2 separate regions of the Homo sapiens genome follow, and region 1 is linked to region 2. Evidence: read pairs that join two places in POLR2A ChIA-PET (ENCODE). Cell type or tissue: K562. All regions are shown on one strand. Links, peaks and the distances in the headings refer to the core of each region. The heading gives the core; the rest is flanking DNA. Region 1 overlaps ABHD3 (abhydrolase domain containing 3, phospholipase). Region 2 overlaps GREB1L (GREB1 like retinoic acid receptor coactivator).

Region 1 (16,070 bases), core at 7,435-11,434, 140 kb after region 2:
CGGGTTCAAGAGATTCTCCTGCCTCAGCCTCCTGAGTAGCTGGGATTACAGGCATGCGCCACCATGCCTGGCTGATTTTATATTTTTAGTAGAGACGGGGTTTCTCCATGTTGGTCAGGCTGGTCTGGAACTCCTGACCTCAAGTGATCCGCCCGCCTCGGCCTCCCAAAGTGCTGGGATTACAGGCGTGAACCACCGCACCAGGCTAAATTTTCTTATACAGTGTAACATATTGATGAAAGAGGGGATTCCTGGAGCCAGACTCTGAATTTGAGTACTGGCTCTGCCCTTCAATTATTTGAGTGACCTTGGACAGGCTATCTAAATTTTCTGTGCCTCGTTTTCCTCATCCATCAAACCTGAAAGGTGCATTGGGTGGATTAAAATAATAAATACATGTAAAGTACTTTGAATAGTATTTGGCATAAAGTTTAAGATCAGTAGATGTTAGTTATTATTATGAATTATTATTATCAGTTGGGGTTTTGTTTGATTTTAGAGACAGTGTCTCCCTGTCGCCCAGACTGGAGTGCAGTGGCATGATCAGAGCTCACTGTAGGAGCTGGGTATGGTGGCTCACGAGTCTAATCCCAGAACTTTGGGAGGCTAAGGTGGGAAGATGGCTTGAGCTCAGGAGTTTGAGACCATCCTGGGCAACATGGTGAGATCCCCATCTCTAAAAAAAAAAAAACCCTAAAATTAGCCAGGCATGGTGGCCTGTGCCGGTAGTCCCAGGTATTCAGGAGGCTGAGGTGGGAGGATCAATTGAGCCTGGGAGGTAGAGGCTGCAGCAGTGAGCTGAGATGGCGCTACTGCACTCCAGCCTGGGTAACAGGACAAGACCCTGTCTCCAAAACAAACAAATGAACAAACAAACAAAAATAGCTCACTGCAGTCTTAAACTCCTGAGCTCAAGAATCCCCCTGCCCCAGCTTCACAGATAGCTAGGATGACAGGCATGAATCACTGCACTTGGCCCATATTTGCCTGTTTTTGAAGAGTAGTATACTACTTTTGTTTTTAACACTTTGAGTATTTTTACTTTCATTTAATAACATACAGACTGAATTCATGGTGGGTGCTATGATCAGAATGTTTGTGTTTCCCCAAAATTTATATGTTGAAATTATCACCCCCAAAGTGATGGTATGGCTAGGCGTGGTGGCTCATGCCTGTAATCTCCACACTTTGGGAGGCCGAGGTGGGAGGATGGATTGATCTCAGGAATTTGAGACCAGCTTGGGCAACATAGTGAGACCCCCGTCTCTACAGAAAATACAAAAAAGAAAAAAAGGAATAAAAAAGTAATAAAAGTAAAAAACAGCAACAAAGTGATGGTATTAAGAGGCGAGGGGAGAGAAATGGGGAATGACTACTAATGGTTATTGAGCTTTTTGGAGGATAATAAAAATGTTCTAAAATTGTGGAGATGATTGCATAACTCTGTGACGAAACTAAAAACCACTGGATTCTACATTTTAAATGAGTTAATTGTATGATACAGGTATTGTATATCAGTAAAAAAAAATTGGCGTCCTAGCTACTTAGGAGGCCAAGGCAGGAAAATTGCTTGAGTCCAGGAGTGCAAAACTTTAGTGCTTGATGATTGTATCTGTGAATAGCTACTGAACTTCAGCACAGGCAACATAGCAAGACCCCATCTCTAAAAAATAAACAATTTTTAGCCGGGTGTGGTGTTGCGAGCCTGTAATCCCAGCTACTCAGGAGGCTGAGGCAGAATTGCTTGAACCCAGGAGGCGGAGGTTGCAGTGAGCCGAGATCACGCCATGGCACTCCAGCCTGGGCGACAGAGCAAGACTCTGTCTCAAAAAAAAAACAAAAACAAAAACAAAACAACAATTTTTTTTTAATTGGAAAATGCAATTCAAAGAAAAAGAGAGCCTTTGGGAGGTGATTAGATCATGAGGGCAGAACCAGAGTGACATTAATGTCCTTATAAAAGAGGCTGGATGGAGGGAGTTCTTAGAACTGTGAGACCTTTATGTCTGCTGTGTAAAGCCACTCCGTTTATGGTATTCTGCTATAGTAGCCTGAAGGGACTAAGACAGTGGGCCTCTCCCTCTCAAAGTATGAGGTTTTTGTTTTTTTTGCTAAAGCTGGAGACAAGGTGTGCATAGAGAAGGTGTCACCTGTTACTTACCTTCTGTCGGAGAAAAATCCTGGTGTGAGAAGTTAGGGAAAAGAGAAAATGGGGTCAAATTTAGCGCTCCTGCTTTTGTTGAATGTGTCAGTTATTTGAACCATTTACTCAATTTTCTTATCTTTTTATGCAGAGTAACTTTTGTTTATTACTTAATTAGATTAATACTGCCTTAGTCTGTTTTCTGCTCCTAATAACAAATATCTGAGATTGGGTCATTTATAAGAAAAGAAATTTATTTCTTACAGTTATGGAAGCTGAGAAGTCAAAAGTCAAGAGCTACATTTGGTGAGAGCTGTCTTATGGCGGGGACTCTGAAGAGTCCCGAGGCAGTGCGGGGTATCAGATGGCCAGGAGGCCGAGCATGCTAGCTCTGGTCTCTCTTTTCGGATAAAGCTACCCAGTACCCTCCCATGATAACCCATTAATCCATTAATCCATGAATAGATTAATCCATACATAAGCGCTAAGCCCTCATGAGCCAATCACCTCTTAAAGGCCCTACCTCTCAAAATTGCCACGTGGAGGATTAAATTTCAACATGTGCTTTGAAGGGCACATTCAAACCATAGCAGATACCATTTATCTTTCCAGAAGCTTAAACAACAACAATAACAACAACAACAAAAAGAACTAAAAAAGAAAATGAGAGTATAAATATAACTATTTTAGATTAACTATTCCCATACCTTTTCTCTGCCTCTCATTTTCTGGTATTTCTTAATGTTTTCACTTCTTTTCTTTGACAGGCACACACCACCACGCCTGGCTACTTTTTGTATTTTTAGTAGAGATGGGGTTTCACCATGTTGGCCAGGCTGGTCTCGAACTCCTGACCTTGTGATCCACCCGCCTCGGCCTCCCAAAGTGCTGGGATTACAGATGTGAGGCACTGCACCCGGCCATCAACTTCTTATATTTTAATAGTACTCAATAGTTCAAGCATTTTTATGTTATCTTTCTAATCCTCATACAAACTCTAAAACTGATATTACTATCTGCATTTTATAGATGAAGAAACTGAGGTCTAGCAAGGGTAAATGATTTGCTTCAGGTCAAATGGCAGATCAGCAGCAGAGCTAAGAACCAAATTCAAGTGCTCTGAATTCAAGTCCAAATTTCTTACCCAAGAAAAGAACTTACAAATACTAGGATCAATGATTAATGATTATAAAGAGCTCTAGGTATATATATAGAATATTAGGCATTTTTTGTGTGTAAAAATCTATTTCTAAATATGTGTCATGAAAATATATATACTAGTTTATTCTACATCATGTTTCTCCAAGCATTACTTCAACTCTAAGAAAACCTGGAAGTTTCAAATGTCATATTGGAACACTTCTGTATAGCATTAGGAAAAATAAACTATATTCAGGGACCAGGAGTTAAGTACAGAGCTTGGAAAAATAGAGGCCTGAAATCCTTGCATCTGCCCATAGGTAAAGTAAAATAGATAAACAGTATATTTAAAATTTACAGATACTAATTAGTGGGTTAACAGTTTCAAGCAGAGAATAATGCTCTTCCCCCCACCCCCACTGCCCCCAAAGATGGAGTATCACTCTTATGCCCAGGATGGAGTGCAGTGGCATGATCTCAGCTCACTGCAACCTCTGCTCCCCAGGTTCAAGTGATTCTCCTGCCTTAGCCTCCTGAGTAACTAGGATTACAGGCATGCACCACCATGCCCGGCTAATTTTTCTATTTTTAGTAGAGACGGGGTTTCACTATGTTGGCCAGGCTGGTCTCGAACTCCTGACCTCAGGCGACCCACCCGCCTCAGCCTCCCAAAGTGCTGGGATTACAGGCGTGAGTCACCACGTCCTGCTGAATAATGCTCTTTTGGGATCATTCAGATCTGTTAATGTATTGCTAGCTTGTCTACCAATATCCAGCTGGTATTTAGTTCTTGGTAATATGATCAACAAACCTGAAGTATATATAGAATAGATATGATTATTGTACTGTTTGCAAGATTTGGGTACCAGTATCTAACTCTAGGGGGAAGATAACTATTTATAGAAGGCACAAATAGACAAATTGTCGAGTTATAAATTAATACTGAGTCACAGTCTTAACAGTAACAAGAAGTCTTTCTTATTTGATCCAAGTAAATATTTTTATTTAAAAGATGTTCAGGGTCAGGCACGGTGGCTCTCGCCTGTAATCCCAACACTTTGGGAGGCCAAGGCAGGAGGGTCACTGGAGGCCAGGTTTGAGAACAGCCTGGCCAACATTGTGAAACCCCATCTCTACTAAAAATACAAAAATTGGCCAGGTATGGAGGTGCGTGTCTGTAGTTCTAGCTACTTAGGAGACTGAGGCACGAGAATAGCTTGAACCTGGGAGGTGGAGGGTGTAGTGAGCTGAGACTGTGCCACTGCACTCCAGCCTGGGCGACACAGCGAGACTCCGTCTCAAAAAAAAAAAAAAAAAAGGTGAGAGTCAAAATACTGTCTTTTAAGTGAGGCCTCGAGTTAAAATAGCACATTTCTTAGGTATTCTTTATCACCTGACCTTGCAAATTGTCCTCATCAACTCCAAATTAAGTTCTAAAATGTTGAGTGCTTACCTTGTGACCAACCAGTGCTATATTAGGTTCGGAGTAACTGTGAGATTTTAAAAATTACCATGTTGATTCTGAAGTCTGCAGGGGAAACAGAATGCTTTAACAGATGCTCTGCTTCAGAGACAGGTTGCAAAAATCCCTCCTCTCCCCACTCCTGATTTGCAAGTCTTACCTTTCCATCAGTGTCGTGGCCTAACATTCAAGTATTATTATTATTAACAAATAATTATTAAGAATTTTGAATGAGCCAGACACTATACTGGCCCCGGGGAAAAAAAGGAGAGCAAAAAAGACATGTTTCCTATCCTCACTGTGCTTATAGTCTGCTGGAGAAAGCAGGTAAATAAAGAAGCTATCAGTAAGTGTGATAACTGCTAGAGAATAGTGATTTCCTTAACTTCTAGTAACTTCTAGAATCCCAGTGTTTTTCAAACTGCAGGTTGCAACCCATTGGTATGTCTCAAAAAATACATTTTTACAGTAATTTTTATTTATTTATTTATTTACAGAGTCTCACTCCCTTACCCAGGCTGGAATGCAGTGGTGCGATCTCTGCTCACTGCAGCCTCCACCTCCCTCCAGGGTTCAAGCGATTCTCGTGCCTCAGCCTCCCAAGTAGCTGGAATTAGAGGTGTGTGCCACCATGCCCAGCTAGTTTTTGTATTTTTAGTAGAGACAGGTTTCCCCATGTTGGCTAGTCTGGTCTCGAACTCCTGACCTTAGGTGATCCCCCAGCCTTGGCCTCCCAGAGTGCTGGGATTACAGGCGTGAGCCACCACGCCCGGCCTCACTTTCATTTTAAAAATAAAAATGGGCCGGTTGCGATGGCTCATGCCTGTAATCCCAGCACTCTGGGAGGCTGAGGTGGGCAGACCACCTGAGGTCAGGAGTTTGAGACCAGCTGTGCAACATGGTGAAACCCTGTCTCTACTAAAAATACAAAAATTAGCCTGGCCTGTTGGCGGATGCCTGTAATCCCAGCTACTCAGGAGGCTGAGGCAGGAGAATCGCTGGAACCCGGGAGGTGGAGGTTGCAGTGAGCTGAGATTGCACCACTGCACTCCAGCATGTGCAACAGAGTGAGACAGTGTCTTAAAAAGAAAAAACAGTGATGTTCAAGTAAAAAAAATAGACCAGACTAGACTAGGATGGGCTAGAAAATATGAGAATGTATTGCACGTAATACGAGTATTGTTCTATAAAATGTGTGTTTATTGGCCGGGAGTGGTGGCTCACGCCTGTAATCCCAGCACTTTGAGAGGCCAAGGTGGGCGGATCATAAGGTCAGGAGTTCGAGACCAGCCTGGCCAACATGGTGAAACCCCCATCTCTACTAAAAATACAAAAAATTAGCCGAGTGTGGAGGCGCATGACTGTAATCCCAGCTACTCAGGAGGCTGAGGCAGGAAAATCACTTGAACTCAGGAGACGGAGGTTGCAGTGAGCCGAGATCTCGCCATTGCACTCCAGCCTGGGCGACAGAGCAAGACCCTGTCTCGGTCGGGGGGCGGGGGAGTGTGTTTATTTATTGGGTTCAAAGTGTAAAAAATGTTTGAGGCTTCTCCCCCACCCACCCCCCACCCCACCCCACCCCTGGCGAAAAAAAAGAAAAGAGAAAACTGTATCTATTTTCATCCCTAGTGCTGAATACAATGCTCTATATAGAGAAGACTTGGGATAAATTTTCGATAATGACAATAAACAGAAACATGAGAGGGAAACTAGAAAAAAATTCCATGATATGCTTAAAATGAACTTTTCAAAATAAGCGCCAGCTCACAAAGTTGTATTTTCATGTTTATACCACTATCACTCAGCTAATTTTGACTAAGGACCTACTGTGTTTTAGGCAATATGCTAGTTGCTTGGGATGTAAGAAATAATTAAAACACAGCCTTTCTTTCTCAGAGCTTGCTAGTGTGTGAAGAAACAGCTGGGGAGAATAATCCTCGATATACAAGAATCAGTACTTGAAAATATTCATCTCATTATAAATAACAAGTACATAATTACATGCATGTAGAGTTGTGTTTTATTTTTGTTTTACACTAGTGGTTATCTTTAAATCTTTAAACATTACAGTGCTAGTTCATATTTTGGTCTTGGTAGAATATCATGGTTAAAACTTATAATTCAGATTCACTAGGATGTTTATAATAAATAAAACATACAATTAGTGTTGGTGAGGATGTGGAGAAATTAGAACCCATGTACATTGCTGGTTGGAATGTAAAATGGTACAGCTGCTTTGGGAAAGCCTGGTAGTTCCTCAAAAAGTGTAGAATTACCATATGACCAGGTATATACCCAAGAGAAATGAAAAATATGCCCACACAAAAACTACACAAATGTTCATTGCAGCATTATTCATAATAGCAAAAAGAAATAACCTAAATGTCCATCAACTGATGAACAAAATTTGATCTCTATCTGCACAGTAGAATACTATGCATCCATAAAAGGAACATCAGGCTGGGCGCCGTGGCTCACACCTGTAATCCCAGCACTTTGGGAGGTTAAGGCGGGCAGATCACAAAGTCAAGAGATCGAGACCATCCTGGCCACCATGGTGAAACCCCGTCTCTACTAAATATACAAAAATTTGCCGGGCGTGGGGGCGTGTGCCTGTAGTCCCAGCTACTCGGGAGGCTGAGGCAGGAGAATGGCTTGAACTAAGGAGGCGGAGGTTGCAGTGAGCCGAGATTGTGCCACTGCACTCCAGCCTGGGTGACAGAGCGAGACTCCGTTTCAAAAAAAAAAAAAAAAAAAGGAACATCAAGAACTGGTACATGCCACATATGGATGAACTTTTAAAACATTATGCTAAGTGAAAGAAGCCAGTCACAAAATAGCATACATTGTTTTACTCCATATACGTAAAACAGCCCAGAACAGGCAAATCTATAGACACAGAGATTAGCAGTCGTCTAGGGCTGAGGGATTAGTGACTTCTTCTAAAAGGGGTAGAGGGTCTTTTTTTCAGGGTGATGAAATGTTCTAAAGTTAGATTATGGTGATGGCTGCATAACTCTGTGAACAAACGCCACTGAATTATGCCCTTTAATTTTTTTTAGAGATGGGGCCTTGCTGTGTTGCTCAGGCTGGAGTGCGGCAGATGTTTAAAGGTGTGATCATAGCTCACTGCAGCCTCGAACTCCTGGGCTCAAGTGATCTTCCTTTCTCAGTCTCCCGAGTAGCGAGTAGCAGGGACCACAGGTGCATGCTCACTGCTCTAGCTCCAAATTGTGTACTTTAAATGGGTGAATTTTATTATATGTGAATTACATCTCAATAAGGAAGTTAAGGTCGGGTGTAGTGGCTCACACCTGTAATCCCAGCACTTTGGGAGGCCGAGGCGGGCGGATCACGAAGTCAGGAGTTCAAGACCAGCCTGGCCAACATGGTGAAACCCTGTCTCTATTAAAAATACAAAAATTAGCCAGGTGTGGTGGTGGGCGCCTGCAATCCCAGCTACTCCAGAGGCTGAGGCAGGAGAACTGCCGGAACCCAGGAAGCGAAAGTTGCAGCGAGCCGAGATCGCGCCATTGCACTCCAGCCTGGGTGACAAGAGTGAGACTCCATCTCATAAAAAGAAAAGAAGTTAAAAAATATGATTCAGGGCCGGGCGCGGTGGCTCACCCCTGTAATCTCAGCACTTTGGGAGGCCGAGGCGGGCGGATCACGAGGTCAGGAGATTGAGACCATCCTGGCTAACACGGTGAAACCCCGTCTCTACTAAAAATACAAAAAATTAGCCAGGCGAGGAGGCGGGCGCCTGTAGTCCCAGCTACTCGGGAGGCTGAGGCAGGAGAATGGCGTGAACCCCGGGGGGCGGAGCCTGCAGTGAGCCGAGATCGCACCACTGCACTCCAACCTGGGCGACAGCGAGACTCCGTCTCAAAAAAAAAAAAAAAAAAAAAGATTCAGGCCAGCCAGCATCCATGGCAGGATCAGCCCCCTCATCCATACAGACCTAATGTAATTATTATGATTGAATCAGAATATATTTTGTACAGACAAAAAAGCACTGGTATTATTATTGCTATCATCTTAGATACAGTATTGAGGGAGTCTACAAGTACATCTTCAGGAGTTCTCCAAATGGTGGCATTTTTAGTAAATAATTTTATGTTAATATATATTTTTTGTACATGGTTCTCTCAACGTGTTACCTGAGGAAAAAAATATGTATTTTATAAACAGGCTGAAGTAACGAGGAGGGAAAAGATGTTGAATAATGTGAAAATTATTATTATTAGCTGGCTAGCCCAATAACCATTGCCAATCCCCTTTCCCTTGCCTGCCTTCACTATGATTGATAAAGTATGTAACTGACAAATTACTTGCTTTCCCAGTCTCTCACTCCACCTGGATGGCCATGTGACAGGGGTCTAGCTAATGGATGTAAGTGCAAGTCTTCTGGGAAAGCTTTCACTTTCCTAAAAGGGGAGATGTGTCTGGCTCCACTCTTCCCTTTTCATTCTTTGAACACAAATGTGTCATCTGGAACTGCAGCAGCCATCCTGTGTTTAGGAGATAACTAGCCACCGTGATAAGGATGGAATAGAAACAGCCTGGGTCTTTGATGACATTGGTAAGCCTCTGCACCAGCTCTGGCCTGCCCACCAGAATTCTTATAATACAAGTTAATGAGATATAATTTTTCCTTAAGGCACTGTTAGGTTTCCTGCAGCTGAAAGTATTCTTAATTGGTACAAGTGGTGTGAGCTCAATATTCTGGAAACAGTAAAGCAAAACAGTATTAATGTTTCTTACTAATGCATTAATAAAATTATCATAAATTACTTTCTAGGGATTACTTTCTGGGCCCTTTTAGCAGATAAAAACTCACAAAGGACCAATTTAAAATGGTAGAATTTATTTTAATATAATGATATATATGTGTCCACATATACTATTTTAAAAATAAGCATGTAAATTATAATCATTATAAAACATAAGTTAGTCCTAATTTAATATTATCAGAGTAAAAGAGCACATATAGAAGTCAGTCTAACTTTGTTGCACTTGTCTTTTAAAGTTAGAATACATAAAAGATTTAGCACGTTGTATTTTATCTTATTTCAGTTTTCATGTTATCATCAACTATAAATACCCTTAGGAATGTACCACCTTATAACTTACATTGAAATAGCCAATATTTCTTAGTAGTTATTAAAGTACCATTAAATCACCTAAAACAAATAATCTAAAAAAATACTAGTTTAAATTAAAACCCTGAGGAATTAAAATTTGTTTTACACAATAGTTTTGGTTAAGTGCAATTTCATGTACATACTACTTTGTTTAAGGATGTACTTGGTAAGGCATAGTAAAAATAAAATCTACGTAAGTAACAATCTAATACTATATTTAATTTGTTGCTACAAAGTTGTTTTGTTTCTCTAAAAAGTAGTTTTTGCATATCATTCTGGACCTCTTCACCCATCTGCTGGCTTATTTGCTTTATATACAACAGTTAAAATTTGTGCACTAAGCTGAGCTGCCTTCACAATTGTGGTTCAGACAAAATGCACCCAAAGAACTACATGTTAAGAGAGTTCATGTCCATGCTCAACCATGGCTTGCACAAATTGCTTGAAGACACGATCCATGTAAGTGGACTGTCTTGGCCAGATTCCCTCCAGAAAACCAATATGGCCTCCATAAGAAGTAAGGACCAAAGCAACATTAGGATTTTGCTTAGCAGTTTCTATTGGAATAGCTTCAGACCAAAAAAAACATGGCAATAAGAGAGAAGAAGGAGAGAGAAAAATATAATCATTATGTTTTTGTCAGGAAAAGCATATACCTTTATCATGTCTAATAAACAGAAATCAAAACACCATTATATAAATATATGTAATGAGCATAGTTAAATGGAATGAGTCTACCTTATATCAACTATATTCTTACAACAGTTCATATATATGGTCATGTCTGCACAATCATTTTGGGAAGAATCAATCCAAGATTGTTCTTCATAACACAAAAGTATACATCAAGTCTTACTTTGAGAAATTAAAGTAAGACAATTCAAGGAATGGTGAATCCTCATAATAGGCTATAAAATTCCCACTGAAGTGTTAGGGCAGGGGAAAAAACTAAGCTTAGCATCTTTGTGAGAGTTAGAAATTCATTAGGTATTATTTTGATTAACTTTACATGATGTGGCTGGGCATGGTGGCTCATGCTTGTAATCCTAGCACTTTGGGAGGCCGAAGTGAGAGGATCACTTGAGCTCAGGAGTTCGACACCAGCCTGGGCAACATAGTGAGACCCCATCTTGAAAGAAAGAAAAGAAAGGACAGGAAGAAGAAAGAAAGGAAGACAAGAAGAAAGCAAAGAAAAATAAAGAACGAAAGAAAGAGAAAGACAAAAAGAAGAAAAAGAAAAAGAGAAAGAACGAGAATGAAAACAAAGGAAAGAGAGAAAGAAAAAAGAAAGAAAGAGAGAGGCCAGGTGTGGTGGCTCATGCCTGTAATCCCAGCACTTTGGGAAGTTGAGGCAGGTGGATCACGAGGTCAAGAGATCGAGACCATCCTGGCCAACATGGTGAAACCACGTCTCTACTAAAAATACAAAAATTGGATGGGCGTGGTGGCACGTGCCTGTAGTCCCAGCTACTTGGGAGGCTGAGGCAGGAGAATCGCTTGAACCCGGGAGGCGGAGATTGCAGTGAGCCGAGATCACACCTTTGTACTCTAGCCTGGCAACAGAACAAGACTCCAACTAAAAAAAAGAAAGAGCTCACGCCTGTCATCCCAGCACTTTGGGAGGCTGAGGCAGGTGGATGACCAGGTTAGGAGATCAAGACCATCCTGGCCAACGTGGTGAAACCCCATCTCTACTAAAAATACAAAAATTGGCTGGGCGTGGTGGCGCACACCTGTAATCCCAGCTCCTGGGGAGGCTGAGGCAGGAGCATTGCTTGAACCCGGGAGGCAGAGGCTGCAGTGAGCCAAGATCATGCCACTGCACTCCAGCCTGGGCGACAGAGCAAGACTCCATCTCAAAAAAAAAAAAAAAAAAAAAAAAAAAAGAGCTGGGTGTGGTGGCTCACGCCTGTAATCCCAGTGCTTTGGGAGGCAGAGGCAGGTGGATCATGATGTCAGGAGTTCAAGAACGGCCTGGCCAACATGGTGAAACCCCATCTCTACTAAAAATACAAAAAATAGCCAGGCATGGTGGTGCACGCCTGTAATCCCAGCTACTTGGGAGGCCAAGGCTGCAGTGAACTATCGCACCACTGCACTCCAGCCTGGTGACAGAGCTAATTTTTGTATTTTTAGTAGAGACGGGGTTTCACAATGTTGGCCAGGCTGGTCTAGAACTCCTGACCTCAAGTGATTTGCCTGCCTCAGCCTCCCAAAGCACTGGGATTACAGGCGTATGCTACCTGTCTGGCCTGAGTATAACCTTTAAAAGATATGAATTAAAGTTTTTTTTTTCTCCCATGCTTAGAGGTCAGTGAAAATGTTTTGATATAAGGTCTCTAATGGATCAAAACCTGGCATGAGAAGTGTTTTGATTTCAGATACTGCCAAATCTTATCTCCCTAATTAAGATAACATGGTTGAGGCCAGTGTGGTAGCTCATGCTTGTAATCTCAGCACTTTGGGGGGATCTCTTGAGGCTAGGAGTTTGAGACTAGCCTGGGCAGCATAGCGAGACTGACCGTGTCTTTACAAAAAATGTTAAAAAAAAAAAAAAAAAAGCCTTGTGTGGTGGCATGCACTTGTAGTCCTAGCTGAGGCTGAGGTGGGAGGACAGCTTGAGCCCAGGAGTTTAAGGCTGCAGTAAACTTTTTTTTTTTTTTTGAGATGGAATTTCACTGTTGTTGCCCAGGCTGGAGTGCAATGGTGTGATCTCGGCTGGCTTACTGCAACCTCTGTCTCCGGGGTTCAAGCAATTCTCCTGCCTCAGCCTCCTGAGTAGCTGGGATCACAGGTGTGTCCCACCACGGCCAGCTAATTTTGTATTTTTTTTTTTTAGTAGAGATGGGGTTTCACCATGTTGGTCAGGCTGGTCTTGAACTCCTGACTTCAGGTGATCCACCCACCTCGGCCTCCCAAACTGCTGGGATTACAGGCGTGAGCCACTTCGCTCGGCCTGACTGCAGTAAACTATGGTAGTATCAGTGGACTCCAGTCTGGGCAACAGAGCAAGATCCTGTCTCCAAATATATATATATAATGTGATTGATGCAATAATTACAACTTCACAACTTGGGCTGAGTTTTAGGGGCAAATGAGCTAATTAAAGGTAACAGCTTCTCTACCTCACCCCCTTGTAAGAAAAAGGAAGCTAAAATTCACTGTAAGAGAACTGGGGCCCTTCCACAAATTGACTGTTTAGACAGTGCTCTAAATTTGACCCTTCATAACACTCTAAAGAATAAACCGATAGCCCTAAAGCAAGGCTCAACAAGCTAAGTTCTTATCAAAAAGTGGTCCTGAGTTCACGTCCTTAGCTAGCCACGTCCGTCCCAAGAAAGAACACCTAAAAGTGAACATCTATCTTGGGATCAGGTGTGGGAACTTAAGGGGGAATGGCTGATACTATTTTTGCTTTTCCTTTTTCACCAAACATTTAGAGTGTTTCATTTGCCTCTAAAGGAATTATCAAGAGCCTAAACTTCACACTCTGGATACATTCAGAAATTTCTAACAGAGAGTTACAGTCATATCAGAAGAACAAAAGGCTGGGCCACATTTGAGGCATGTGAAAGATGCTGGCTGCCTGTTCTCTCAGACTGCAGACAATTGTCCACTATTTCATTGCGGCAAGACTATTTTAAAGGCTTGGGAAAGAATAGGAAATAATGAGTTCAAACTTCACCCAAGTGGGTAAGGTTAAAATGTTGGGAACTTTTTATTGGTAAAAAGGGCAGTGAAATATAAAAACGGGTAGAGAAATACTGGACTTCCTTAATCCAATGAAAATATGCTAAAACAATCACCATGTAAGTCAACTGATATTAAAGTTCAGAGTTTCATTTTCTAAATTGTGGTCAAGGCTGTAAGTTTCAGCTTCTAAGATTACCTGTGATTAAACATAAATCACACAATAAAATAGGATCTCCTAGAGAAATGATAGGTAATTTAAAAATATATATATATACACACACTGGGGATTTTCTGAAAATTTCACAACATATGTGTTATGTTTATAGTCAGAATCATTTTTTAAATGAAGTATTTGGGGAAAATGGTTTTAATGCATTGAGGGGAAAGAGAGAAAAAGTTTTTTTTTTTTTTTTTTTCCAAGATAGAGTCTCACTCTGTCACCCAGGCTGGAGTGCAGTGGCACGATCTCAGCTCACTGCAACCTCCGCCTCCTGGTTCAAGCAATTCTCCTGCCTCAGCCTCCCAAGTAGCTGGGATTACAGGCACATGCCACCATGCCCAGCTAATTTTTGTATTTTTAATAGAGGTGGAATTTCATTGCGTGGGCCAGGCTGCTCCTTATCTTTGTTATCAAATTTCATATTTCTTGACTTAAGAAAGCAGGAAAGTTGGCGGGGTGTGGTGGCTCATGCCTATAATGCCAGCAGTCTGGGAGGCTGAGGCAGGCGGATCGCCTGAGGTCAGGAGTTCAAGAGCAGCCTGGCCAACATGGTGAAACCCTATCTCTACTAAAAATACAAAAATTAGCCAGGCATGGTGGCGGGCACCTGTAATCCCAGCTACTTGGGAAGCTGAGGCAGGAGAATTGCTTGAACTCGGGAGGCGTGAGCCGAGATCGTGTCTTTGCACTCCAGCCTGGGTGGCAGAGTGAGACTCCATCTCAAAAAACAAAAAAACAAACAAAAAAAAGGAAAGCAGTAAAGTTTAGGCTGGGTGTGGTGGCTCACGCCTGTAATCCCAACACTTTGGGGGAACCAGGCAGGCGAATTACCTGAGGTCAGGAGTTTGAGACCAGCCTGGCCAATATGGTGAAACCCCATCTCTACAAAAATACAAAAATTAGCCAGGCATGATGGCGGGTGCCTGTAATCCCAGCTACTTGGGAGGCTGAGGAGGGAGAATTGCTTGAACCCGGGAGGCGGAGGTTGCAGTGAGCCGAGATCGTGCCTTTGCACTCCAGCCTGGGCGACAGAGCGAAAAAGAAAGCAGGAAAGTTTATTTCTGAATAATTTTCTTTTTTTTTAAGAGACAGGGTCTCACTCTGCTATTCAGGCTGGAGTGTAGTGGCATGATCATAGCTCATTGCAGCCTCAAACTTCTGGGCTCAAGTGATTCTCCCACCTCAGCCTCCCAAGTATCTGGGACTACAGGCACACACCACCATGCCCAGCTAATTAATTTTCTTTTATACAGTATTCCAGGGAAAAGGAAAGGATGTTTCTCTTTAAATATGACCTTCTAGTCCAAATATGCTTCACTAATTGAGATATTCAAAGCCACTGTGTTTATAAAGTCTCAAGTTCTCTTCCAGATTAAAAGGGAAGAAAAACTTCAAATTCTTCTTTATAGGAATCTCAGGAAGAAGAGGCAAGTGATAACAATATTCTCCTGAGGCAAAAGGACTGTAACATAATCTGTCCAAAGAACAGTGTATTTGGTAAGAAGGAAAGGTTATAAAAATGAGAATGAGCAAAACAGTGAGTCATAATTTGTTCTGAGCCTCTCACAATGGACTAGATAAGGGTCTGTGAAAATATTTAAGTGATTTGAGACATTTAGATACTGTGTTATGAGTATCTAGTTTTTTTATCATAATGGAAATGACACATTTTCTTATTACTATATTTCCTTAAAAATAACAATATATTAAAAGTTGATTCATGTCAAAATATATACAAATATGTTAATTTTACCATGACTGGGTGAGAAAACATCATCCACAGAATTTAGACACAATACTGGAATTCCTACTGACTTCAGTCTAGGACTCGGACTGGCATCAGTATAATAATCATCAATTGTTTGGTATCCAAACATGACTGAAGTGAATCGCTTATCAAACTCTCTGATGGATTTAGCCTGAAACACAAAAACAAATTATATCTAGTCTTGCCCAAAAGAAGAAATAAAAGTATTACATAAAGTTTCTCTCCTACCTTCATGACATGATCCATATCAACTTGTTTTACAAACATATGTCGGTGCCTGGAACAAAAGAATTTCGGAAGTAAAAATCAAGATCATTCCTACTCCATCATACTAAAAGGACTTAAAAACAAATTACTAAACAGCCTACCACAGGGCACAAAGTTGGCACTCAATAAATATTTGCTTAATCAGGTACGGCAGGATTAGAATAATAATGTTTGTGCTGAAGATATTTTCTTCAAGTACTTTTTTTTTTTTTTTTGAGACAGAGTCTTGCTTT
Region 2 (16,070 bases), core at 2,287-6,286:
TGAACATCTTTTTGTGTGCTTGTTAGCCATCTGTATATCTTCTTTGAAGACTTGTCTCCAAAGTCCTTTGTTGAAAAATCAACTGAATTATTTTGTTGTTGTTGAGTTGTAGCAGTTTTTAAAAAATATATTCTGGGTATTAATGCCTTATCAGATACACTCTTGGTAAAGATTTTCTCCCGGCCGGGTACAGTGGCTCACACCTGTAATCCCAGCACTCTGGGAGGCCGAGGCGGGCAGATCACCTGAAATAGGAAGTTCAAGATCAGCCTGACCAACCCCGTCTCTACTAAAAATACAAAATTAGCCTGGCATGGTGGCACTTGCCTGTAATTCCAGCTACTCAAGAGGCTGAGGCAGGAGAATCACTTGAACCGGGGAGGTGGAGGTTGCGGTAAGCTGAGATCGTACCGCTGCACTCCAGCCTGGGCAACAAGAGTGAAACTCCGTCTCAAAAAAAAAAAAATTTTTCTCCCATTCCATGGATTGCCTTTTACTCTATTATTTGATGAAGTCCAGTTTGTCTATTTTTTCTTAGCTTTTGTTTTTGATATCATATGTAAGAGATCACTGCCAAATTCAATGTCACAAGGCCTTCCCCTATGTTTTCTCCTAAATGATTTATAGTTTTAGCTTTTATGTCTAGGTCTTTGATCCATTTTGAGTTAATTTTTGTGTAGGGTCTAAGGTAAGGGTCCAACTTCATTCTTTTGCATGTGACTATCAGGTTTTCCCAGCACCATTTTTCTTTAAGACAGGGTCTTGCTCTGTCACCCAAGCTAGAGTGTGCAGTGGTACGACCATAGCTCACTGTAGCCTCCAAGTTCTGAGCTCAAGCAATCCTCCCACCTCAGCCTCCTGAGTGGCTAGGACTATAGGCGTATGCCACCATGCCTAGCTAATTTTTAAATTTTTTGTAGAGACATGGGTCTGTGTTGCTCAGGCTGCTCTCAAACTGCTGGCCTCAAGTGATCCTCCTACCTCAGTCTCCCAAAAATGCTGAGATTACAGGTGTGAGACATCGTGCCCAGCCCCCAACTGTGTTTGTTGACAAGACCATCTGTTACCCACTGAATGGCTTTGGCACCCTTGTCAAAAATCATTTGACCATATATGAGAGGGTTTATTTCTGGGCTTTCTATAGGCCCAGATCAAAACTACCACACTGTTTTCATTACTATAGCTTTGTAGTAAGTTCTGAAATCAGGAAGTGTGAGATCTCTAACTTTGCCTCTCTTTCAAGATTGTTTTGGCTATTTGGGGTCCCCTGAGATACTGGATGAATCGCAGGATAGATTTTTCTATTTCTGCAAAGTCTTTGGGATTTTGATAGGGACTGCATTAAGGCTATGGATCACTTTGGGTAGCACTGATATCTAATATCAAGTCTTCCAATCCATAAACACAGGATGTCTTTCCATTTATTGGTGTCTTCCTTAATTTCCTTCATCAATGCTTTGTACTTTTCACTGTACAAGTCTTTTGCCTCCTTAGTTGATTCCTAAGTCTTTCTTTTTGATGCTATTGTAAATGGAACTCTTGATTTCCTTTAGATTGTTCACAGTTGAGGTATAGAAATGCAACTGATTTTGGTGTTGATTTTGCATCTGCATCTTTGCTGGATTCACATATTCATTCTAAAGGGGATTTTTGGTGGAATTTTTAGTTTTCTATGTATATGTTGCCTGAGAACAGAGATAATTTTACTTCCTTCCTCTTTGGTTGCCTTTTATTTATTTATTTTTTCCTTAATTTCTCTGGCCGTGACTTCCAGTATTATGTTAAATAGAAATGGTAAAAGTGGCATCCTTGTCTTGTTCATGATCTCAGTTTTGGAAAAGCTTTCAGTCTTTCACCATTGACTATGATGATGTTAGCTGTGGGCTTTTCATATATGGCCTTTATTATGTTGAGAATGCAAACTATTACACACACGTTCTTGGAAGGTAGATTTTCCTAAATCCCAGTTTTACCCTTGATCTGTTCACACTGCTTCTGGTTCTTCCATAGATTTAATAGCTTTTCTTTCATTTATCACCTACGTTTTGTTTCATTTTACGATGGCCCACTCATAAAATTTGGCTGATTACTGACTATCATCTTGATAATCACTAACATTCACCGAGTACTTAGAGGGTACTAGGCGCTATCCTGAGCATCATACAGCAACCCTATGAGATCGGCATTATTATTGTCTTCTTAGAGGTGGGGAAGCCAAGGCACAATGGGTTTAATTTGTTCAGGGTCACATGGCTAGAAAGTGGTGGAATTAGGATTCAAAATCAGACAGTTTGGCTCCTGTCTCTTCTCTTAATCTCTATACCATATTGCCTCTTGCAAAAGGCAGATCTAGGGAAAGGGTGCCAGTTTCCAGAGTTGTCTTCTTCAAAGAAGCTGCCGTCAGTTTCCTTGAAGTATCTAAAGCAGGGGACATATCAGTGGAATTGGCATACCCACTCACTGCAGCCCAGTTAACTCCCTAGTACAGGACATGTGAGTGGCTGCTTCCAAGTCTGAGAGAGCCTCTTGTCATGCTTCAAGGAAGTAAACAGTAACAGCATTTCCTAGATGTGGATTCCTTTGTCCTGTGAGGGAAACTGGATTCTTGCAATACTTTCAAAGTGTGGTTCATACCATTTGCATCCTCAAAGATATCTCTGGTTTCTGGCCCTTACACCATACCGACTCAAATGCAGCTCTAGTAATGGACTCTTAAGAATCTACATTTAAAAGTGATTCCCAGTAACACTGGTTTGAGAGCCACTGCTCTGAACATTTGGTTGGCTCCCACCTGCATGGTTCCCATGTGAACAGGCATTCTGTGGAGAGAATATAGCTGCCTGTGGGGCTTCAGCCAAGCCTGAGTGAAGGATGTGTGGATATGCAGATGTGGTTATGTTGCCTTCCAGGTGCTGCCAGGTTCCTCATCAAGGAGCTATCATATCACAACCTAGAATTGGAGAGAAACCGCCTGGAGGAGCTAGGCATTAAACGCCAGTGTGTCTGGCCTTTCATCGTCATGATGGATGACTCATGTGTCCTATGGAACATTCACAGTGTTCAGGAGCCATCCAGGTAGACTTCCAAGCTGGGGGCGTATGACACAATGCTATAGACAGGACAATACATTTCTTGACTACAGTTACATACGGAAGTAAGAAAGAGAGAGACAGCTTTCCAGAGCAAAACAGTCAACCATGAGACCACCCTCACTAGAACATTTTGTGGTGACTTAGGAATCTTTTATTTAGACATTCAGTAGCCCATTAAATTCCTGGACCATTCTGGGATCACAGCGTTGGTTAGCTATTAAAGTCTACTGCGGCCAGGCACAGTGGCTCATGCCTGTAATTCCAGCACTTTGAGAGGCCAAGGCGGGCTGATCATTTAAGGCCAGGAGTTCTAGACCAGCCTGGCCAACATGGTGAAATCCTGTCTGCTAAAAATACAAAAATTAGCTGAGCGTGGTGGCGCATGCCTGCAGTCCCAGCTACTTGAGAGGCTGAGGCAAGAGAATCACTTGAACCCAAGAGGCAGATGTTGCAGTGAGCTGAGATTGTGCCACTGCACTCCAACCTGGGTGACAGAGCGAGACTCTGTCTCAAAAAAACAAAAATAAAGTCTGTTGAGACACTATGATTTATGGAGAAAGACTGCTGACATCTCAAATCAGGAGACCTGGTTTTAGCCCCAACTCTGTTTTTTGTTTATAATTTTTTGTAGAGATGTTGCCCAGTCTGGTGTTGAACTCCTGGGCTCAAGCAGTCCTCCTGCCTTGGCCTCCCAAAGTGTTGGGATTACCAAGTGTGAGCCACCACACGCAGTCATGCTTCTTAACTGTCTGTATGAAAAAGGAAAGTCATCTCACCTCTCCATATCTCAAGTCCATCACCTGTAAAATTACGCCTGGGCCAAAATCAGTGGTTCTCTTCCTGGGGTAGTGCCCCCTCACATTGCTAGGGGGTGCTGGTCGGGGCATCTGTGAGGACCAGAGAATGCCAAACATTTTAAGAAGTCCGACACAATAAACCCCCAAAATTCAATAGCACTCCCATTGCAACACTGTGCCAGCTGACCTTTAAGCCCCTCCCAGCTCAAACACTGTGATTTTGTGTCCTTGTTCCTATTTTGGATTTGAAGCCAGTGAAATTTTCAAATATTCCTTATTATACACAATTACCAGAACTGGGAAGGATACCTCTATGCTTCCAACCTCCGGCTACCTCTTCTTTGGCAACTCTTTATTCACTGTTCACTCTGACACAGGCCGGATTTCTTTCTTTGCCCGAAAGTGATAAGCCCCACCCCAAAAGGCAGTTTCTTTATAATAGTGACAGGCAGTGTGAAAACTGGGCTTGACATTCTTCTCCATTTGCTAATACGAAGTAAATCAGTTAATTTTATCCTTGAGAGTATTACTGGTATATAGTAGTGTGTAGACACTTCACAAATGATCCTCTCTTCTGTAATATTTATCAACATCTTATATAAACTATATTTCATAGCCAGCCCATGGAAGTAGGAGTTTCCAGTAAGAATGTGTCCTTGAAGACTGTCTTGCAGCACATTGAAGCCACACCAAAAATTGTCCACTATGCAATCTTGGGCATACAGAAATGGAGCAGCAAGCTGACTTCTCAGAGCCTAAAGGCCCCATTCTCTAGGTGTCACGTGCATGATTTCATTCTCCTCAACACAGACTTGACTCAGAATGTGCAGTATGACTTCAACAGGTAAGTCAGGCCTCATGGATGCAGGTAATCCTGGCATCTACTGATTGCTTCTGCCCAGCTCTAGCCTCTGTAATGCTTTTATTCGTATGTCTTCAGTTGAGAAGCTGACTCTTTATGTGGGCAAGGAGAAAGGGGGATCACAAGCCCCAAAGTGTGCCCCTTTATCAGCAAACTGACCTAGACCTTAACAGGGGTTACAATGTGAAATGCTTAGAGAAAACACTTTAGCCATCTCATTATTCAACAAGAACTCAAGACACAAAAACTACTGACTCAAGTCAGTGTGTGGACCCACAAACATCTAAGATTAAGCCTCCTTCACCCTCCAGACTCAGAAGGAAATCACTTTTCCTGAATGTTAGACTAAGCCCTCCTTCACCCTCCAGACTCAGAAGGAAATCAATTTTCCTGAATGTTAGTAGGATTCAGGGAAATCCTACTGTAGGGAAAAGGCAGCAGATGGGGATGAGCAGGGTAGCCATGGCCTTGCCTCCCAAATAAATTATGTCCAGGTTCCTACAAAACCTGAGAGGGCCAAGCAAGAAGGCAGGAACCATAAAGTCCTTATGCCAAACTTACGGTTATAGAATAGCTGCTGCTTTCACTCCTGTTTTAAATTTGACAGAGGCTTCATCCTGCTTGTAGCCAGAAATTTAAAACTGGGAGCACCTCTGCATTCCTGTTTTGCCGGAGTGTATCAAATAGGAATATAGTCCTGTTTTTGCATAGGGATACCTAAAACCTGTGACATAGCTGGGACAAAAATAATCTCACTTTCCCCTTCCTTGAAAGGCTGTAATGCCCAAATCAGAGTTTTTCCAGGTCAGTGTTACGAGGGCCAGCTCCACAAAAGCATGGTTGATTATTTTAGGCTCCTAATATCTTGCCACACATTTATTTCTCTGTGTATAGTTATCATGGTTGAGATATGCCAGCGGAAGAAAACTATTGTTGTGGTTACAATTTAGGTATTTCTGTGAAGATGCTGACTTTAATCTGAGAACAAACAGTAGTGGCCTGCTCATCTGCCGCTTTAATAACTTCAGTCTCATGAAGAAACATGTTCAGGTTGGAGGGCAAAGGGACTTTATCATTAAACCAAAGATCATGGTGAGTACCGCAAGCTTGATTCAAGTGCTGAAAATAAGCACAATGATAATGACTATCTTTGTTATTAGATGTTGGCATTAAGCACTTTCTATTTTATTAGAAAAGTGAAATAACACAAGGGAGTTTTTTTTTTTTTTTTTTGAGACAGTCTGTCCCCTAGGCTGGATGGAGAGCAGTGGCGTGATCACGGCTCACTGCAAGCTCTGCCTCCTGGGTTCAAGCGATTCTTGTACCTCAGCCTCCCAAGTAGCTGGGATTAGAGGTCCGTGCCACCACGCTTGGATAATTTTTATATTTTTAGTAGAGATGGGGTTTCACCATGTTGGCCAGGCTGGTCTTGAACTCCTGACCTCAAGTGATCCACCCGCCTTGGCCTCCCAAAGTGCTGGGATTACAGGCATGAGCCACCGCATCCGGCCATTAGGGAGTTCTTAATGTCAAATTTTCAATCTCATTTCTGTTACTGAGACTCATCTAGAGCCAAAACATTTGTTTTGACAATCCAACAAAATTACTTTAGATGTCAGCCTTAAATCTAAGTTTCTTTGGATTTAAGCCTTAACACATCCTTCAAGGCTTTAGTTTCAAGATGGCAAACTTTACATTTTTACCTTCTTTTTTTGAGACAGAGTCTCGCTCTGTTGCCCAGGCTGGACTGCAGTGGCATGATCCCAGCTCGCTGCAACCTCTGCCTCCCGGGTTCAAGCGATTCTCCTGCCTCAGCCACCACGCACCACCACATTTTTACATTCTTTATGTAATACATGAGAGAAATATAAATCAAGATGCCAGTCTGATCCTTTGCTAGAAGTTTCTTAAAAGATAGTAATAAAGATCAAAACCTGTATTACTACCCTTTTCTAAGAAATCTACTGAATGTAGTAATTCACAGCATGGGGGCTACCAGTGGAGCTTAGAAACCTCTTTGCCATTTTTTTGGTGGGGTTGTGGGGTAGAGTTAGGATGAGATAGGATTTAACCCACACACACTGTAAAAGGCTTCCGATTGGATCTCACAGTGTACCTGTTAAATGTGGTAACTTTCAGAGAAGCCTGCTTTCTTCTGCCCTCGCTGTGTGTAACTTACATTAAATCCTATTTTACTATTCCCAAGAGAAAAAAATTTTCAGGACCCTTTACTAACATACATTTGAACCTAGCACCCCTCACTGTGCTACTGCTATTATTTGGCGACTGTTAGGATACACTTCAGTGTTTCCTCACCTGTTTAATCCAGTGACAGACAAGTTTCCCATGATCATCTCGCCTCTGATTTCAGGTGTCAGAGAGCTTAGCACCCATCTTGCCCCTTCAATACATCTGTGCTCCCGACAGTGAACACACACTACTGGCAGCCCCTGCACAGTTTCTCCTGGAGAAATTCCTTCAGCACGCCTCATATAAACTCTTCCCCAAAGCCATCCATAACTTCAGGAGTCCTGTGCTGGCCATTGACTGCTACCTTAACATTGGACCAGAGGTAAAAAGGGTGTGGGGGATACTGTGCTTACCTACATCCATCCATTTCTTTCTCATTTTAGCTGTTTACAAAAAAGGAGCCTGTGACATGAAATATCAATCAAGATGCCAGTCTGGTCCTTTGCCAGAACTTTTATTAAAGATAGTAATACAGATCAAAACTTGTATTTCTACCCTTTTGCATACTCACTTATGCAAAGGTTCACACAACATGCAATGGCAGTTTGCCCTCCCCATGCCTATTTTATCTCCACAAATGAGCCAGAGAATATACAACTCAGCTGTCAGCTCCTCTAAGAAGCCTACCTCGGTGACTTTGGGCAGCAGTTGCTTGTTCCCACTTCTCTTAACATTCATCAGATTATACTGTAATTATGTGGGTTTTTCTTCATAAAAGTGTGAGTTCTTCAAAGACATACAATGTCTTAGGCATTGTTTTAGACATACGTAAGAGGAGCTCAGTGATTACCGAACAAATAAATGTGTATCACCTGAAGCCTTTAGAGGTGGCATTTCTCCACTTCCCACCCCTTGGACTTCTTTCTAAAATTTTTCACATTTTAGTTTTTTTTAAACTGCCACTTGCACCTCCAGGCTCCTACTACTAAGCTGTCCCTTTAGAAATGATTACTGTACTACATCCTCCTTGTAAAAAATGTTTTAAAATCATAAGAAAGTAAAGTCACCTGCCAGAAGAATATTTTGGTGTACTACATTTCCTTCCAGGGCTTTTTCTTTGTATGTATTGAAAAAAACACACATATCCATACACGTACTCTTTTAACGCTAAAGTCACTGTATTCAGTTTTGGAAACTAATTTTTAAAATTTCACAGTGTAAACATTTTACATTCCCATTTTTATGTTTCAGTAATCTACACTGTAGATTGGGTAATGAATTATAGAATTTTAGAAGTAGAAGGAACCTTAAAAACCATCAGATATAAAGGCCAGGCATAGAAGCTCGTGCCTATAACCCAGCATTTTGGGAGGCTGAGGTGGGAGGATCACTTGAGGCCAGGAGTTCGAGACCAGCCTGGACAACATGGTAACACCCTGTCACTACAAAAAATAAAAATAATTAGCCAGGTGTGATGGCGCACGCCTGTAGTCCCAGCTATTCAAAAGGCTGAGGTGGGAAGATCACGTGACCCCAGGAGTTCAAGGTTGCAGTGATCTGATTTGTGCCACTGCATTACAGCCTAAGTGACAGAGACCCCATCTCAAAAAAAACAAAACAAACCCACACCCACGAGATCTAATAACATCTTTTACAGTATTTATGTAAGTACTGTAAAAGATGTATGTAATTTACATGTCTGACCCAGATATTCCAATTCCCCTATCCTAGAGTCCAGGGCTCTACGTATTAACACAATCTCAATACTTAACAACAGCTAACATTTACTGAATACTAAGTTATTTAATTCAGAAAACATCCTATGAAACAAGTACTATTGTTATCTCTACAGATGAGGAAACTGAGGTATAGTGAAATGAAGGAGACTGTTCATTGTTCCATGGCTACTAAATGGAGGAACCAGTATTTGAACCCAAGCAGACTGGCTCATGCATTTAGCCATTCCACTGTTTTAACTCCCAACTATCTTACTTACTTCTCCGTAATTTTTGCAGTTATCATCTGTTCACAGAAGCCAGATAGAACCAAAAATTTAAATTCATGCACTGTCTTTTTTTTTTTTTTGAGATGGAGTTTCACTCTTGTCACCCTGGCTGGAGTGCAATGGTGCAATCTCGGCTCAGTGCAACCTCGGCTCAGTGCAACCTCCACCTCCAGGGTTCAAGCGATTCTCCTGCCTCCGTCTCCTGAGTAGCTGGGATTACAGGTGCACACCATCACGCCTGGCTAATTTTTTTTGTATTTTTTACTAGAGATGGAATTTTGCCACGTTGGCCAGACTGCTCTCCAACTCCTGACCTCAGATGATCCATCCACCTCGGCCTCTCAAAGGGCTGGGATTACAGGCGTGAGCCACCGCACCCAGCCCATGCACTGTCTTAAGCTTCTATCCAATTGAAAATTTAAGTATATCTAAATGGAAAGCTGATCAAAAATATTTTTTATTCTCACCAATAAGGCAATCCAAACATTTAATCTTTCCTAAGTATGCTTTTTTGTGGAAGGTAGTTTTTTAAATTTGATAAAGACTCTTAAATGGAAGGGCTTGTTTCTTACTACTAATTTGTCTCCTAATAGTCCTTTATTATGAAACATAAATAAGAGAAGCTTTAAACAGGTTAACACTTGGCACGCTACATAAAGGAGGCTGCAAAGCTTAACTAACCAAGCCATTTAAGTTAATATTGGAAAAAACTCATCTCCTTTACCTTATCCTGAAATAGAGAAAAAGGAAGGTACTGAGTCATTCTGCTGAACTGCAGATATTTTGCTTGCTCTTGAAATGCCCATGCTATTTTTGCTTGATGATTTCAGGTGGCCATATGCTATATCAGCTCCAGACCCCACTCCAGCAATGTCAACTGTGAAGGGGTGTTTTTCAGTGGACTCCTTTTGTACCTCTGTGACTCTTTTGTAGGTGCTGATCTTAAGAAATTTAAATTTCTAAAAGGTAAGTCAAATTTAGTATCTTGCTTGTAATTGCTATTGGTTCCCACTGAGCAAAATACAGAAGATAAAGATATTTTTAAAAAGCACTTGAGGCCAGGCGCAGTGGCTCAACGCCTGTAATCTCAGCACTTTGGGAGGCCGAGGCGGGTGGATCACGAGGTCAGGAGATCGAGACCATCCTGGCTAGCATGGTGAAACCGTCTCTACTAAAAAATACAACAAAAATTAGCCAGGCATGGTGGTGTGCACCTGTAGTCCCAGCTACTGGGGAGGCTGAGGCAGGAGAATGGCGTGAACCTGGGAGGCGGAGCTTGTAGTGAGCTGAGATCACGCCACTGCACTCCAGCCTGGGCAACAGAGCAAGACTCCGTCTCAAAAAAAAAGTAAATAAATAAATACAAAATCAGCCGGGCGTGGTGGCTCCTGTAATCCCAGCTACTCGGGAGGCTGAGGCGGGAGAATCGCTTAAACCCGGAAGGCAGAGGTTGCAGTGAGCCAAGATCACGCCATTGCACTCCAGCCTGGGCAACAACAGTGAAACTCCATCTCAAAAAAAAAAAAAAGAGAGACTGGCCTAAGAACAAACTAAGATTAAACATCACAGATAATCCTTATAAAATGACCTTTGAGATCAGTGAAGAAAGTGAGGTTCAGAACGCTGTGCAGCATGAGAACAGGGAGAGGGGTTGTGCGGGGACTGTGCATTCATTCATTCACTTATTTATTTATTTATTTATTTAGAGACTTATTGGGGATGGGGGAGTGGTAGATTTTGCCTCCCAGGAGACAGAGACACTTCTGATTGTCGCACTGGAGGCTGCTGCTTGCTGGCATATAGTGGGCAGAAGCCAAGACTGCAGGATGTTTAGATTCCAAACATCCTACAAGACACAGAACAAGGCTAGGTGTGATGGCTCACGCCTGTAATCCCAGCACTTTGGGAGGCCAAGGTGGGTGGATTGGCTGAGCTCAGGAGTTTGAGACCAGCCTGGGCAACACTGTGAAACTCCGTCTCTACTAAAATACAAAAAATTAGCTGGGAGTGGTGGCGTGCACCTGTAGTCCCAGCCACCTGGGAGGCTGAGACAGGAGAATTGCTTGAACCCAGGAGGCGGAGGTTGCAGTGAGCCAAGATTGCACTACTGCACTCCAGCCTGGGCAACAGAGGAAGACTCCGTCTCCAAAAAAAAAAAAGGTAAGACACAGAATAGCCCCCACAACAAAGAATTATCCAAGTCCAATAGTGCTGAGGTTCAGAAACCCTAATCTAGGAGGAACACATGAGAAACATAACATTAGTTATCACAGGGAAGAGGGAATGTGGTTGGAAGATTACTTACTTTATACTCTTAAAAATTACTGAATTTGGGCTGGGCGCAGTGGCTCACACCTGTAATCCCAGCACCTTGGAAGGCCGAGGCAGGTGGATCACGAGGTCAGGAGATCGAGACCATCCTGGCCAACATGATGAAACCCCATCTCTACTAAAATACAAAAAAAAATTAGCTGGGCCTGGTGGCAGACACCTGTAGTCTCAGCTACTTGGGAGGCTAACGCAGGGGAATTGCTTGAACCCAGGAGGCAGAGGTTGCAGTGAACCGAGATCGCACCACTGCACTCCAGCCTGGAGACAGAGCAAGACTCCGTCTCAAAAAAAGAAACAAAAAAAATTACTGAATTTGCAAAACTACTTAATAAAATAAAACAATTCTGATAGATTGCTTATCCATCTGTTGGTTCTCAGATGTGTTAGCTTAGGAAATATAATCAGAGATAAAGTTCTTTATAAATTCAATCCCTGAGCCTAGGACATATTTCTGTCTTTTTTCCTGAAGGTGCTACACTGTGTGTCATCTGCCAAGACAGAAGTTCCTTGCGCCAAACAATTGTCCGCTTAGAGCTAGAAGATGAGTGGCAGTTCCGCCTCCGGGACGAGTTTCAAACTGCTAACAGCAGTGATGACAAGCCTCTCTACTTTCTTACTGGACGTCATGTATGAGCTTTTGAAGAGACCAAAACAGCAAAAAGATGCCTAGGTGGGATGGGACAGAAACAATTTGGGATTTTTCTTTTTCCTTTAAAGTACAATCACTGTGGAGCAAAGTGCAACATATTTGTCTAAATTCTCCAAAGAACTCCCCAAATCTGATCCAGGTCTTTGGGGACATCACTTTCCTTCAGTTCCAATTACAGGACCCTTAAATTCAGGTAAACTCTATCCTAGGCAGTTATGCAATTACTTAAGATACGGTCTGCCCATGGGATCCTGAGGAGGATATACTTTGGAGAGTGAATATGGAGTTTGCATTATTTTTTTCTATTACTATGTTAGGGGGAAACTGACTGTCAGGATTAACTAGCCTGAATGTGTTACATGAGACTCATGCCATTGGTGTGGAATCAATTGAAGATTAACGTTTGAGGCCTGAACCCTCAGTTTCTCTTCAGATCTGTACTTTGGTACAGTATTACTCAGGGGTTTGAAATGATAGAATGTAGACGATATTTGTATTTAAAAAAAGAAGTAGCTTTGTCTTTCTCTGTGCAGTGTTAGTTTAAGATTTATAATCTTCTATGTATTGAAACTTTTGGCAAAATTTCCACAGGAGTTAGAAGTTTACTATTTAAACTGAACAAACAAATCAGTAAATGCAGAGCAGGCATTGTGTGCATTTATGCATCTTCTCCTAGCCTAATTCCTTTGCTTTACCCACTCTTTAAATGTGTTTCCAGTCTTTAAGAATATCTTATCTATGAGACTATGGAACAGTGATTAATCTTTTGCAAGAACTTAAGTCAGTTAAGAAGCTTTCAGCAGGTAACCTGCACCCACCGTTTGGTTGGAATTAAGCAGTTGGCACCAGCAAACCTAAATGTCAGGCTGAGGTTCTGTTGCAGAGTGAAACTAGTTTGTTTCCTTTCAGGGACTCAAGCAAAGCTTCCTTTAAAAGATGCACTAAATATTACCACCTTACACTGACAACGCCACAGAAATTGCCGAATTGGGAAATTGAGCCATAGAAAGAGAAATGTTTTTTTACTTAATCTTACCAGTGACTCTTGTGAGGAGTAAGGAAGACTCCATTAAGAGTCTTTTTGATTCATTAAAATCAGCAGGGGGTGTTTGTCCAGTATCGGCAATGGGAGGCATATGTTTCTACAGATTTCTCAAATATTTTAATCAAAAACATTATTTTTAGAAAGTGTTCTAGATAAAACTAAGTCTTAGAAGTTTACTCTTAAATTACTCCAGTTCTCATCATTGAACAATCTCTTGAGAGTTTTCTCATTAGCCCATATTTACTACTTTATCCCCACTTAAAATGGCCATTTTTACTTGAATCAATCTTGTTTGTGACCTGAAACTACTGAGGGGCCTACTAAGCCTGCATTTACTTAGAACAAATAGTGTTAATTGACCAGCTTTATTATCTTATGACAACAAGGAGTTTACAAAGCTAGTGAAAAAATGGAATGTATTAGACTAAAAATGGTTTGCAGATCTCTTGGTTTTAATATAGCTACTTATAATGCTTTAACTGTATTTTGAAGTGAACAATTCCTTTTAACCCCATTTTTAATTGTCCTTCAAAGAGGACCTGCCTTATATATGCTTTAAAAAATACTCCTTAATTTTAGTACAGCAGAATTTTTGGTAAAGAGGTATGTTTTGAAGCAATTTGGTTTAAATATGAATGTATTTCACTTGTTCCTGTTTTGTTGAAAGGGCCTAATGCAAATAATACCAAGAAACCCACTGTCTGTGCAATATTCCAATAACATTTACATAGGGCAAATAAAATACTTGAAAGAATTCTGAAACAATTGTACCTGGGGTGGATGGCCTCTCAGGGTTTCTTCTGGCTTTATGACTTCATAGTTTAAAGAACTTTTTTTTTAAGTAGTTACATCAGATGCAGGTACTCCATTAGTTAGGGCTGCACTCTGAAAATTCAAATTATTATTATGAGCTCTTAAATACTATTTAACTCTGGAAGAGATATGCCAGAATAAAGCCAAAAGACCATCACCCCTATAATGGAGAAATTGATCTGCCTATTCTTTTCAAAGCCTATCTTACTAATGTTTGGATCTTTTAAAATCATCTTATCATCAGTATAATTCTTGAGTATGTTAGGTCCTTCTTTAAGGATAAAATTGCACAAGCACAGGACACCATGATTTGTGTGTATATATATATATATCCTAGTGTGTTCAGCTTTAAGCTTTGCAATCCCTTAGGACACTGATGTGGGATGAATGGATTCGCTAGGCCCACACAGTAACTCACCTGTAGACCTGCTGAACCTCAGCATGTATGACAGTTCACACAGGTTAATACTGAATGTAAACGAAAAACTAGAAGACAATTGTTATAATTTTTTTTGGCTGTAATTTATGCAATTGCTTTTTGTGATTTTTAGAAAATGGGGCACCCGTGTTATTACTGTAAAATGTTCTTAACCAAAATTTGGTGAATTTCACTAGTCTACCTCACATTTTGTTAATGATTCAAAATTGTCTTGTGTCTACTGTTATATTTTTGTCCTTTGATTTAATTTGCTTAATGTATTAAAGTTATCTCCCACCCCCTCCAAAAAGTTATTTTTTCTTTATAGTTTTCTGGCATGTTTGTTAAGAAAACAAGCTCCCTGACTCTGGCAATGTCCTAAAAAGGCTGGAAGTCAGTCACATTATAGGTTGGACAACCAAGATTAAAGAGGTGTTGAAAACATACATAGTAGATACCAATCTTTTATTTGACAGATTGCAACTACACTCACTTTGATGTCCTTCTGGAAACAGAACAACTTTGGGTTGCTAAAACTAATACAAGGTGTTTGTTATTGTTAATCTCCAGTTAAAACTTCTCAAACTTTTTGAGAGTGTCTCAAAGTTGCTAGAACTATGTAGTATGAAGATGCTGTTATTGTAGTATGAATTATATCTTCTTAAAAAATTTTACCAACTTTTGAGAATAACAACTTTGTTGTCCCAGAAAAATGGCTTTCAATCTATTAATAAAGTGTAGTAAATTAAAAGAATTTGACATAGATTCCATGAAAACAATCTTCTAGGCCAAAGGACCCTCAGGAAGGGCAATAAATATTTGTAAGTGTAATGACAGACTTTCAGAGGAAAGTAAAGACTACTGGTGTTCCACTATACATTCCAAAGCAGCTGCCTTGAAAAGACTATTAATTAACTGTGAAACTGACTGCTGCAACATCACACTAAACTACTTAGGCCTGAAACAACATCCAGAGAACGAACATTTATCAAGCTTCTCTTTAGACACAGAAACTGGAAATTGGCCCTTAAAGCTTCCTCTGAGTCTAGGAGAATACTACTCTAACACTGAAACCTTGGCTTCACTGAAAACAAAACAACAACAGTAAAAATACTGCTAAAGATGACTTTAGGAATTGCCGCTAAGGCCAAAGAAAAAGTCATTCACATAATAAATTCACTGTGCTCTCAACTATCAAGTGTTGTTGAGTTAAAGCATCTACTTCAGTGACTATGACAATAGATGATGGTATTAAGTTAAAAAAAAAAAAAAAAGGCAACACCAGTAAGTTCTTTTCTGACCACTTCATTCCACATATTTTATTTTTACTAGTCCAGTGTATTTTATTTTTACCAGAAGGGTGGGGGTGGGGGGTTGCTAAAAGACAGAACTCATCCCTTTTTCTGCCTAAAGACTCAGGAGCCATGAGAAAGAAAATGTATGTCTAGAGTCACTACCCTAGAAATCAACTCACTCAGCAATCTCAACCCTAGCTGCAATGTGGATGGGCAGGAATACAGCTGTGTTCCCATCCAGAAGGATAAGACTCTATAGCTGGGCAGCCGTGCAAAGTAAACAAGAACAATTAAAATAACACTGCAGGTTTGTTGTACTCACTGACTGTCCTTACAACAGTCAGGCTTTCAGTAGATAAACCAAGTTCACTCTTGCATATTATGAAGTAGTAAAATACTGCTTTTTATCTGTGTGTCCATGCAGATAAAAGCATCGCCCATAAAATCTTGTAGTTCCTGACTATATTTGTGGCTCTTACCATGTCTCTATGCTAGATATTTTTATAAACAACCAACAACTACATGAGGGCTGCTAACAAAAAATCTATAAGCACCTTTATATAGTCAGCAATT

Evidence for each region. Peaks named below come from ENCODE experiments on the same cell type or tissue, not always from the same donor. Only the 100,000 strongest peaks of a DNase experiment are listed, where the experiment ranks them.
Region 1: POLR2A ChIA-PET joins it to region 2 with 6 read pairs; 3 of 35 experiments call an interaction of 5 or more read pairs at or near these places.

What each region holds. Positions count from the first base shown.
Region 1 is chr18:21,641,306-21,657,375 of GRCh38, forward strand. It overlaps ABHD3 (abhydrolase domain containing 3, phospholipase), which reads right to left. Exons shown (of 9, transcript NM_138340.5): 7 at 15,799-15,847; 8 at 15,556-15,721; 9 at 9,596-10,458. The coding sequence ends at 10,286. Among named protein-coding and RNA genes, the nearest start is that of MIR320C1, 34 kb to the right of the region's middle. RefSeq lists a silencer at 10,170-10,370. In K562, for the core only: no CTCF peak of the experiment used is centred there; a DNase peak (open chromatin) is centred at 9,266.
Region 2 is chr18:21,510,912-21,526,981 of GRCh38, forward strand. GREB1L (GREB1 like retinoic acid receptor coactivator) reads left to right here. Exons shown (of 33, transcript NM_001142966.3): 28 at 2,910-3,075; 29 at 4,506-4,733; 30 at 5,702-5,843; 31 at 7,123-7,323; 32 at 9,777-9,912; 33 at 11,747-15,201. The coding sequence ends at 11,910. Among named protein-coding and RNA genes, the nearest start is that of GREB1L-AS1, 68 kb to the left of the region's middle. In K562, for the core only: no CTCF peak of the experiment used is centred there; no DNase peak of the experiment used is centred there.